4 separate regions of the Homo sapiens genome follow, and all the other regions are linked to region 2. The links are chromatin contacts, found by Hi-C in ENCODE. All regions are on one chromosome and are shown on one strand. Each heading gives the region's core, a stretch centred on a gene start or an enhancer-like site at or near the end of the contact. The rest is flanking DNA. Distances are from core to core; before and after follow the strand shown. Region 1 has its middle 4.4 kb from the start of MIR3660. Region 2 has its middle 34 kb from the start of LUCAT1. Region 3 overlaps MEF2C-AS1 (MEF2C antisense RNA 1). Region 4 overlaps MEF2C-AS1 (MEF2C antisense RNA 1).

Region 1 (2,899 bases), core at 101-2,600, 1.3 Mb after region 2:
CTGGTTACTGGTGAGGCTGAATATTTATTTAGTTTCTGAAGTTTGCCTTTAGGGAGGAAAAGAGTGAAAGTGGGGTGGAGGTAGATATGAAGGACTTTAAATTTATCTTCATTGCTTTATTTCTTGAAAATATGATTTGAAAAAAGTACAGAAAAATGTGGGCAATTGTTAAATTCAAATAAAAATACGTTAAAGTAGCCTTACTCTTTTTGGTTACCACATTAAAGCAAGTTTAAAACTTATAATTGTTTTTAGAGCCACTTTTGCTTACCTCCAAGCTTGGAAACATGTTTTACTGTAACCCTGGTGACAAGACACACCCACAGATTCCCAATAAGTGCTCTTGAGACTTAGTACCTTTGCCCAACTTCAATTTAACTAAATCTCTTGGGATTTGGCCATCAGGAAAAAGAACATACTTGCTTTAATTCCAGTGAAAGTGAAATTGTTCTTGAGAATCCATAAATGTGAGAGTCTATGAGAAAGAGTATAGTGGATCTTTCTGACATGATGGATAGAGGAGGAACATTTACAGAGAAAGCAGTTCACTATATTTACCATCTGAAAAAAATACATATAAAAGCATTTAAACTTTGGACTTATTTATTATTTTTAATGTATTTTTATTTACATATGTGATTTTTGAAGAAAAATATAATCATTTCAAATTTAATATTACAGGTTAATTCAGCTAATTGGGCTACTCCACAGGTAAATATATTTTTTAGTCTTAATATCTTTGTAATTGAATTTGAAACTAAAATGTATCTGCTTTTTATTTTCCCCAGAGAATTTTTGTTTTAGTAATAAATTTCTTCTGTGACATACAGTCATATACTGGTTGATTTTGAGAGTTTCTTGATTTCCAGTAAACAACGTACTCCAAATTCTGATTTAAAAGATTTGTTTTGGTTTTTCTCCGGCTTTTTCTTTCCAGTGTTTCAGTGTGGGTTTTCCACATTTGATCTGACCAAATTTGGCCTCATGTCTCTGAGTTTTGGGTAGTTAAAGAAACTGTATTTTGAAATTAAATTCTTCCTTATATTTTTCTTATCTGTGAATGTTCCCAGAGTTTAATTCTTGGCCATTTCTCTTTCTCTTTTGTATGCTTTCCCTGAATCAACTGTGACTCATGGTTTTGACTTTCACTTCCATGTTGATAGCCCTCCTCTTTACAGAACTTCTTCTATTTATGCTTTGGTTAGGTTCCAAAAGGTTGGTTTAAGTCTGTTTGCAAAGTGACACTTAAAATGAGTAACTGCTAACACCCTCTGATGGTACCAGGCAAAGTTGATTGTTTTTTTTTGTTTTTTCTCCTTTTCCTGGCTCAGCGAGTTCGTTTGAGTCATAAGAGAAACTTTTGTTTCGTTTACCCCAGCTTCAAAATTCTATATATCTCAGCTGCTTTTGGGACTTACTCCCTTTGTGCACTATCTCCTCAAACTAAACATATTAAAATTTGAGATCATTTTCATCTCAAATAAGCTGTGACTTTCTCTCTCTCTCTCTCTCTCCGCTGCCTTTATTTATTTATTTATTTATTTATTTATTTATTTATTTATTTTAAAAGTAGATGATACCATTCAATTCACTGGAACTCAGAGTCTCCAAAATGCTTATTCTTCTTTCATCATTTTCATTTCATACATTTATTTGCATCAAATCCAGTTGTTTCTCTGGAGTCTTACATTCTTTGCCAGACCATGATGGTGGGCTGTACATTCAACATCATGCATTAACTACTGTAGTTTCAAAATTAATCATCATATGTGTTGAAAACTATGGCAGAGTGCTACTTCTCTCAGTCTTCTATGGCTCCTGTGTCTTCTACCTACTGCTACTCCATCTATCTTCCTGCAAGGCCGGTTTTACATGCTAGTCTTTGGCTCAAAAGCCTATATGGACCCATGATTATTACTGGATAAGATTTAGACTCCAAAGATGGCATAAAATGCCACAATAATTGGATTTACACAAATAGATAAAATTTATTTTCTATCTTTATATAGGGAATCCTGAATTTCATGAAATTCGGACATTTGCTCACAGATGCAACTTGCACATTTGCTACTGCAAGCTTTTACTCATTCTGCTACTGGCCCTGGATTGCCCTCACCCTCTTTTCTCATATGAATCTCATTGATATTTTAAGAACCTGAAATCCTTCTTCAACATCTTCAGTTTTCAATGCCCTCATTTGTTGTTATTTATTTGTTTATTTTGAGGCAGAGTCTCACTCTGTTGCCCAGGTTGGAGTGCAGTGGTGCGATCTCATCTCACTGCAACCTCCACCTCTGGAGTTCAAGTGATTCTCCTGCTTAGCCTCCCGAGTAGCTGGGATTATAGGCGCCACTCCACCATCCCTGGTTAAATTTTGTATTTTTAGTAGAGATGGGGTTTTACCATGTTGGCCAGGCTTGTCTCAAACTCCTGATCTCAAGTGATCCACCCACCTCGGCCTTCCAAAGTGCCAGGATTACAGGCATGAGCCACCACGCCCGGCCGATCCCCCATTTTAAAATCATTTTATTATAAATGCAACACAAACTTAGAAGATTTCAAAAGTCCAGGGAATCTTCACAACGTTGGAAAAAAAAAAAGCATACTACCATCTCATCTAATCCTGAATGATTTACTTTGACTTTCATCATTATTTTCATGATTTCATCATTATATTGAGTTTCAGATACGTCTTACTTACTACCCAGTTCCAACTTCATACCTTCAGCTGCATATAGAACTTTCCCACCTGTATGGCCATAATCTCAAGCAATTATTACCGTTTTAACATATTTTTCCAGTCTTTTTAAAAATATGCATTTTTATATGTTCAATGATTTTATATTATAATATTAGGCAAAATGTAAAACAAAACTTGTAATGGCTGTATTTCACTCTA
Region 2 (2,739 bases), core at 128-2,627:
CCCAGTCTGTCTTGAAAAACAGCCGCAAATTGTCCCTAAATAATAATTACCCCACCTGTATCAGGACTATCTCACTGACTAGCTGCACTTCATGACACAATACCTGCTATTAACTCTCAGCATGGATATAAACATTGCCATAATATTTTTTAAAACCAACAATGTATCATTTGCACATTAGGACAACAGAATGTTAGTTAAGGCACAGAAAACACAAAGGCATGGCTACCCTGTTCTTTGGTGACTCCATATCTAATTATTACCACACATGTCTCCAGTCTTTAGACAAATTTAGTTATTATAAGGGTGGTTGGACAAATAGCAAAGATTTGATTTTCATTAACAAAGGGCACATCAGAACCGAGTTAATCCTTCCCAGTTACCCAACATTCAAAGCTTCTAGTGCAGTCACTTTCTAGTCATTTTAGAACCCAGAGCAGTGTGACGATTTGATGCTTAAGTTTCAACACGTTTTATTAATCCATTCTTCTTGTGCTTCATTTAAAATATTGGAAACTATAAAAAGATCAGCGTGTTAATCCTCTGCCAGGAAACGGGAAAAAAAAGTTAAAAACCTAACAACAACACGAAAAGAGCAAGAGCGCTGGAATCTCAGCTTTGAGGAAACACATGGGATGAAAGCATCCGCCCAAGCTCTAACCATTTGTCACATGGGACTCTTCCCCTCGGGGGTGAATCCTGGATGTCCCCAGGATGGAGCGAGGAGGTCGTGCGTGCGGGCGAGTGTGTGACTGCAGGGGGCCTTGGCGGCGCGAGGAGGCGACGCCGCCCCCTCCCTCAGGCGCAGGGAGGGTCTTCCAGGAAGCGGCGGATCTCTGCTGACTCCGCGGCTGCGGGCCCCGGGCTGCGGCCGCCCAGGCCGGCACGTAGCGCCGAGCGTGACTCAGCGCTGACTCATCCGACTCGCTGCCAGTGGATTTCCCCCGTCAGCTGCTCGCGCTACTCCTGTCGCCGGGAGCTCGCAGGACTTCGCAGATACCGCTGCCTCCTTAGTCTTTCCTGAATAGCAGAGCAGTCCTGTCGCTTTAAACAGAGCAAGGCAGCTTTCACTGCTTTTGAATCCCGACCGAGCGGGGCACTGCCGTGCTTTGTTTTCTTTGCCTTTAAGAGTGCAATAGTCCACTAATCAAATTCTTTCATCAAAAGAGTGTTGGGACAAATCCCTGACATCGTCCTTCCACTGTGATTTGGAGATGACCTCCACCCAGGTTTCACTTCCGTTGTACCCAGCTCTCGTCTTATTTTTGTCCCTCATTTTGTGAATTTATCCTCTCACTACGCTTGATAACTAACCTTGGCGCAAACCCACAACTGTGGTGACGCAAATCAGGTTGGAACTTGGCATCGTTGTGTGCGGGCAGTGAGGGACTTACTGTAAAAACTGGGGCCTTCATAAAGGCGTTCTTATTTGCAATCCTACTTGCTGATTAGATACCGTGCTCATTTTCTGTCTGCCACTCCCCTTTGAAAGTTCCTGAGACAGGCCGGGCGCGGTGGCTCACGCCTGTAATCCCATCACTCTGGGAGGCCGAGGCGGGCGGATCACGAGGTCAGGAGATCGAGACCGTCCTGGCTAACACGGTGAAACACCGCCTCTATTAAAAAATACAAAAAATTAGCCGGGCGTAGTGGTGGGCGCTTGTAGTCCCAGCTACTCGGGAGGCTGAGGCAGGAGAATGGCGTGAACCTGGGAGGCGGAGCTTGCAGTGAGTGCCACTGCACTCCAGCCTGGGCGACAGAGCGAGACTCCGTCTCAAAAAAAAAAAAAAAAAAAAAAAAAGAAAGAAAGAAAGCTCCTGAGACAGATTTAGATGGACTGCTAAAACCTGTCCATCTAAATGGACCGGTTTAGATGGACCGCTCCCGGTCGTGCTCATTTCTTCTTCCCCAGAGTTCAATCTGCAGCGCAGCAGCAGGGCAGCATTTCTCTAACTTTACCGTGGACCGCCTGCATCAAAAGCGCCGCGGTAAAAATGCAGATTCTTGAAGCTCACTTCAAATTACAGACTCAGAATGTCCTGGCTGGGTGGGGGCATGGAGGCACCTGTCTGAGGTCGGGGCCTAGAAATAATCCATCGTATTAACCAACTACCTATCAGTGATTCTTAGGTACATTTAGGTTTGACAACTATAGCAAGAGGGCGAGGATGTGAGACATTATACTGGGTAGACTCTAGGACTCCTTACGATATAGAACACTGTGTTCTAAAATTGATGTTTAAGTTTTGATGGAAGGAAAAAATATTTCCAAATTTGGTTTTATATATTATATTGTTTGCTTTAACTGTATATTTATATAGACAAATTTCTTTTCTTTTTTTTTTTTTTTCTTTAAAGAGAGAAGGCCGAGGCGGGTGGATCATGAGGTCAGGAGATCGAGACCATCCTGGCTAACAAGGTGAAACCCCGTCTCTACTAAAAATACAAAAAATTAGCCGGGCGCGGTGGCGGGCGCCTGTAGTCCCAGCTACTGGGGAGGCTGAGGCAGGAGAATGGCGTGAACCCGGGAAGCGGAGCTTGCAGTGAGCCGAGATTGCGCCACTGCAGTCCGCAGTCCGGCCTGGGCGACAGAGCGAGACTCCGTCTCAAAAAAAAAAAAAAAAAAAAAAAAAAAAAAAAAAAAAAAAAAGAGAGAGTCTTTCTGTGTTGCCCAGGCTGGCCTCGAACTCCTGGGCTCAAGGAACCCTTCCGCCTCAGCCTCTCCAGTAGTTAGGACTA
Region 3 (2,700 bases), core at 168-2,667, 1.9 Mb after region 2:
GATAGATGAAGGAGCACCTATACCTTTCAGGGTGGGGTACAAAAAGCCTACAAACCAATAGCTGGCTGATCAAAATTTTTACAAAGATCATTAATGACCAAGAACACTGGGAGCGAGGAATATTTTTTGCCTCAAACACAGAAAACTCATGACAAATTTTGACTTCTACTGAATCCTCAGCAGGCCACAAGAATAATGTTACCATTGAATTGGCTATGTAATATAGGCAGCTGATATGGGCTAGTTTGGGAACATAGGCTGATACTTTCTCTCAAAAGGAGCTTGTTTTATTTGTTGTAGTAAACTTGTTTCTCCATTTAGGCAATGAGGCCCTCAAAGGCCATGTTAAGTTCTTCTCTACATCTACTACCATGGATGGCTTATTGTAGGCACTAAAAATTGTCTTTTAATAATAAATTAACAGTTTCCTGCAAGTAGAACAGTATTCACAAAAAGCTTTCTTTAGTCCTTACACATTCATTCTTTGTTTGGAATTGTGATAAGTTTTGTTGCCATGAGAACACATTGCCAATTAAAATTTTGTTGAGAAAATAAAGATGTCACATTCAAATATCAAATAAATAGGTCACCTCAAACTCAACTAATAAGTTTTGTAGTGCATAGATAAATAATCTTTCTCTATTCTATTTTTTCATATCACAAATGATTATTTTAATATCATTTATAATTATTATCCAAATGCACAAAGTCATTTTTCACCCATGATAAGTGGAATGGACTTCCTAGACATTTCAAAGCAGTTCCCATGCCATTCAGTAGCATACAGATTCAAGGAGGTATTAACAGATGCATCACATGAAAATAAGTTAGCCATCCTGATCTCTCTCAAAGATTCTCAATGCATTTTTACATACTAAAGGCTCCAAGAAGTCTATGTGGGGAGAGATTGAATTTTAACTCACAGATCTCCAAACAGTTTATCACAACACACTTCTTTTATGACAAATTATCAGCCTTTGGAACACTGCTTTCTGAGGATAACAGTTTAAGATATTTCTTCTGAAAAATAATAGCTGTTTTCTTCTAGGAAGACATGGAAATATATATAGTGAAATTATAATAGACTTTGGAATTAGAAGCTATAGGTTCAAATCACCCAAACTTGTTGTGACTCTGTCATCCTGGAAAAGTTCTTTAACTTCTCTGAAGATTATAAAGACTGTCTCACAGGTATAAACTGCTCAATAAATACTGGTTTTATTTTTCTCACTTTACAACACCTCCCATATTCTGATAATGGACCAAGTACCGGGCTGTGGGCCCAGCTGGGGGTTAACATCCTTTAAACAAGTGGTGAGCCTAGCTTGTAGCACCTGTTCTTCTCGTGAGCCAGGTGGGGCATAGTGATATTGAGACTAGCAAAAGATAAGTGGGGAAGTGGTTATTCCACCCACACATTCTCACATGTTGCAAAATGCAGCTGGTGATTATTCTCTCAAGAGGAGTCTACTAGCATGAATGCCAATGAAAATAAGTCCTTGGGTCCTGTTTGGCACGTGTGCCTTAATTACTGACCCCCTACTCTAGGGAGGTCAACAAGAAAGAAGGTCTCTTCTTTTCTTTGCAACGGTATGAAAATGAAACAATCATAAAATCTGGCAGGAGAGTTAAGGTTAATAATTTTCAAAGAGAGTACTTGGAGGTTTCTTTACACTATAAGCACTATATAATCAAAAGTTTTCTTTTTCTGTATTAAACTATTCAATGTTAGTTATAGATCAAAATATTAAGTGTGTATTAAAACTTTTGCATTTTATAAAGTCATGAATAGATATGTTTTCCACAAATTTTAAACAGATGAAGCTTTAACCTAAGAACCTTTTTTATTAGTTTCTTCATTTTAGTTTATCCTAAGAAACGAATAACTAGTAGAGCACCGACAAACATTTTGGTGAAAGGGGTATCCCTGATTAAAATAGAGCTTCAGCTCTCTATGGACACATTGTTCACCCTCTCCCTATCTCACCCCCACCCTACCTACACTCCATCCCAACCCATGGCAAACTATAAGCCAAAACACATACCATGTAAGCTGTTTCTCCTTTAGAACAAACTTCCTTGGTCAGATTTCCTCACAAATTGGTTATATCTTCAGAAGAATTACAGCAAATTGAGGAATACAAATTGAAACCCACAAAAGACTGAAAATTAAATGTTTAAAAATAAAACTACATTTTTTTTCTTGGAAATCTAGAGGAATGTCACAAGATTCAGAACTCACATATTTCTAGGGACTAATTCTGTGGTTGAACCTAATGTCAGCTATATTATGGTTGGTTGGGTGACTCCAGGAGGAATGAACACCTGAGTCAGGAAGATGCCCAGCAAACTCTACAAATGAAAGGCAACACAGCAGCATCATGCATTCTTTTTTTCTCTTTCTCTTTTTTGTAATAAGAATGTGAAGTAGTTCCAGATGGTGTGCAAGTGGCCAGACTCAAACAAGTTACTAAGCTTGTTGGCATGAAAGAAGCTGCTTAGTGGTGACATACAAGTACAGAATCCCCACAGTCCTGCTTCCTGGTGAAACTGGAGAAAACAAACCAACAATAGAGAAATGAGTACTGTAATTTATCTTGGAGGCCAGTTAGGTTGTTTATCCCAAACTACATTTTGATTCCAGTTACAGTTTAATTATGAGTATTTGTTCTCTAACAGAGACTAAACAAAGGGTAACTA
Region 4 (2,700 bases), core at 48-2,547, 2.0 Mb after region 2:
ATTTGAATTATCTGAAACCCCTTCCTCTCACTTCTCAACATTGGCCAAATGGCAGGTGGTACAAGTCCAGTTCCCCAGTAAGTTCCTGTAAACAAAACTACTTATTTATAGACAGCTTCTCAGTACTGTTTTTCAGGAGCTCAGTCAGAACGCAACTCAGAGCCACATCAACTGCAAAGAAAAATAAAGATATAAAATCCTGTTTTGAAAAATTTGCTTTACAACTCGAATGAGGTCCGCCATGTATTTGGGGGGATCTTCAGCATCATGGCTTGAGAACAGGTTTAAAGAAACATAGAAATAAGCCCCATGAACTCCTGCATTGGAGCAAAAAGAAAATACGGCTGACATCATGGAAAACTGCCAGCAGAGTTAAGCAAAATTTGAAATATCTACTTCTCCTTTCTATTCTTTCTTCTTTCTTCTTTCTATAGGGCATTCATTGGAATCAGCTTCGATGGAGGAATAACTGAACCACTGTGTATACAGACAGATCATAAAGCGGTGAACTGGGCTATTGAAATACTGAAGCTTTCCCAAAAAACTTTTGCCATATTTATTTATATAATGCAAAGTAAAATAGTAATATCTTTCTTTCAAAAAATACATGTCAATGTGCTTTAATTTATTCTCATAATTCTCCATATGAAATTTGCAGATATGTGAAGATTAACTCAGCATATATTTCAAAAGGTAAAATCTTCAGTAGTTTTAATCTAGGCTTATGTTACATATAGAAAATAGTAGGAAGAGGTATAGTTGCTTATAAGGATGAAAAATATGGCAGCTTTTAGTATAATCTCTTCTTACATTCTAAAGCACTACATGTATTCACCAACAGCTAAATGAAATCACTTTACACATTCACCAATTTTTATTCAGCAACTATTAAATTCAAGACATCTTGTCTGTTCTGAATATAACTGCAAAGGTACATAAATATAACCTTATTCTTCAGAAACAAAATTTCACCAAAGAGAAAAAGTGTAAGCTTATTTGCAGCAAAGATATATTTGCTACTTGCTGGCCCACATGAGGCACCTATTACATATTTACTGAATGAGTGTATAAACCATAAAATCAAGTAATTTAAATATAACATATGATATAAGCCACAAATGTGATTAATTCCTATGGGATTTAGAGCAAGGGGCATCACTGTTAGCTGAATGATCAGTGAAGAACTCACGGAGTTGAATGAGCTGATAAAGATTTTAGTCAGGCAATAGTTCAAAATAGGGCATTGTTTGGTAGGCAGAAATAAAAGAGGAAGTCTCAGGCAGAGAGAACAAAAAGAACAAGACCATATAAGGGTAGGGTATAAATACAGGATGGGAATAAGGGAGATCCAGGAGATCAATTCTATTTGAGTAGGTGGAGCAGTAATGGGAGAAAATGGATTGGAGCCAGATAACAAAGGCCTCGGCTATTACACTGAGGACCTCACACCTTATTCTGAAGACCAGTGTTTTCCATGTCTCCTAGAGTGCTCTTCTATTGCTAAATTGCTTGAGCACTCACCACCATAAGTGTATAGTTATATATCAGAATTTTGTAAAGTATACACATTATATTGTCCATCTATATCTATCCTTTATGTATATACACAGAGATGTACATACATGAACACATATTACAAGTAGACATTTTTAAGTGTCGACTAAGTGTGACACATCTACCATAATTTTTAACCACATATGATAAATGTATTTAGTTATTTTTGTACATATTTGCTTACTACATGTCATCTGTATTCCCTGCTGAATTGTCATCCTTATAAGAGAAGGAAACATTTTCTTGTTCTTTCTATATTGCAAGTGCCTAGTGCAGAATCTGGCACAGAGTAGGTGCTTATTAAATATTTGTTTGATGAAGAAATAAGTTGAACGGTTGACTGATCAAATTTGTTTTGAGGTGAGAATAAACTAATCTGGAGCCATCAAACATTCTTCATATTTCCCACTAGAGACTCTCTATATATCACGTATTATAAACATTAACCTTCAGTCTTGAAACTATCAATGACAGACTCCATATTAAAGAAAAGATGGGAGAAACAAGGCTGTCCCATCTTGAGTATAACACTAAAATGTTCCCTTTTCTTTAACAGCTTTATTAACATATTATTAATATACAATACATTACACACATTCAATGTGTACAATTTGATGATGGATATAGTCATACACCTGTGAAACCATCACCAGAAATCAAAGTAATAGATATGTCCATCACCTCCAAAAGTTTCCTTATGTCCTTTTATTTGTTATTTTTGGTGAGTGTATCTGTGTGTGTGTGTGTGTGTGTGTGTGTGTGTGTGTGTGTGTGTTTAGAATACTTAAGGAAACTGTCTTAATATAGTTCCCATTTCTACAAACTAAAGACATAGCATTTCTTTCCACAGATGTATTTAAAAAGGAATATAAAATTCCATTTATAATTTCTTCATATAAAACGAAGTATCTCAAAATGAGTTTCCTGGAGTCCAGGGGTTCCCAATAGGATCTTTAGAGGCTTTTCTAGGATAAGGGCTAGAAAAATGTGTTTGAGGAGAGTGACTACAGACTGCTATTTCAACTAGCCATCTCCAGTTTTCTTCTTTAATAGAGATACTTTTTATAGGATACTGTTTGGAAAAAAAAGAGCTCAGACAATTAACACAATGTTTTTTAAAACCAATAATATAAAGGTGTTTAAATC

Evidence for each region. Hi-C counts contacts between places; a loop is a spot of excess contacts on that map. Pooled maps may share reads with other maps.
Region 1: a pooled map shows a loop between it and region 2 (4-fold over the local background). The contact joins two enhancer-like sites. A Hi-C loop is called at or near these places in 2 of 37 single-sample maps with no recorded cell type and 2 of 50 pooled maps.
Region 3: a loop to region 2 is called in a pooled map, with 6 times the contacts of the local background. The contact joins two enhancer-like sites. A Hi-C loop is called at or near these places in 1 of 37 single-sample maps with no recorded cell type and 2 of 50 pooled maps.
Region 4: a loop to region 2 is called in a map with no recorded cell type, with 4 times the contacts of the local background. The contact joins two enhancer-like sites. A Hi-C loop is called at or near these places in 3 of 37 single-sample maps with no recorded cell type and 2 of 50 pooled maps.

The regions. Positions count from the first base shown.
Region 1 is chr5:90,019,647-90,022,545 of GRCh38, reverse strand. No RefSeq gene overlaps it. Among named protein-coding and RNA genes, the nearest start is that of MIR3660, 4.4 kb to the right of the region's middle. Within about 2 kb of position 1,350, at least 7 of the 41 ENCODE cell types and tissues checked have a DNase peak (open chromatin) inside an H3K27ac peak, as active enhancers do.
Region 2 is chr5:91,278,794-91,281,532 of GRCh38, reverse strand. No RefSeq gene overlaps it. Among named protein-coding and RNA genes, the nearest start is that of LUCAT1, 34 kb to the left of the region's middle. RefSeq lists enhancers at 132-1,073, 816-1,075, 1,074-2,015. Within about 2 kb of position 1,377, at least 39 of the 41 ENCODE cell types and tissues checked have a DNase peak (open chromatin) inside an H3K27ac peak, as active enhancers do.
Region 3 is chr5:89,342,573-89,345,272 of GRCh38, reverse strand. All of the region lies in intron 7 of MEF2C-AS1 (MEF2C antisense RNA 1), which reads right to left. Among named protein-coding and RNA genes, the nearest start is that of LINC02161, 240 kb to the left of the region's middle. RefSeq lists an enhancer at 2,383-2,432. Within about 2 kb of position 1,417, at least 3 of the 41 ENCODE cell types and tissues checked have a DNase peak (open chromatin) inside an H3K27ac peak, as active enhancers do.
Region 4 is chr5:89,299,193-89,301,892 of GRCh38, reverse strand. The region is part of intron 7 of MEF2C-AS1 (MEF2C antisense RNA 1); the gene reads right to left. Among named protein-coding and RNA genes, the nearest start is that of LINC02161, 280 kb to the left of the region's middle. Within about 2 kb of position 1,297, at least 3 of the 41 ENCODE cell types and tissues checked have a DNase peak (open chromatin) inside an H3K27ac peak, as active enhancers do.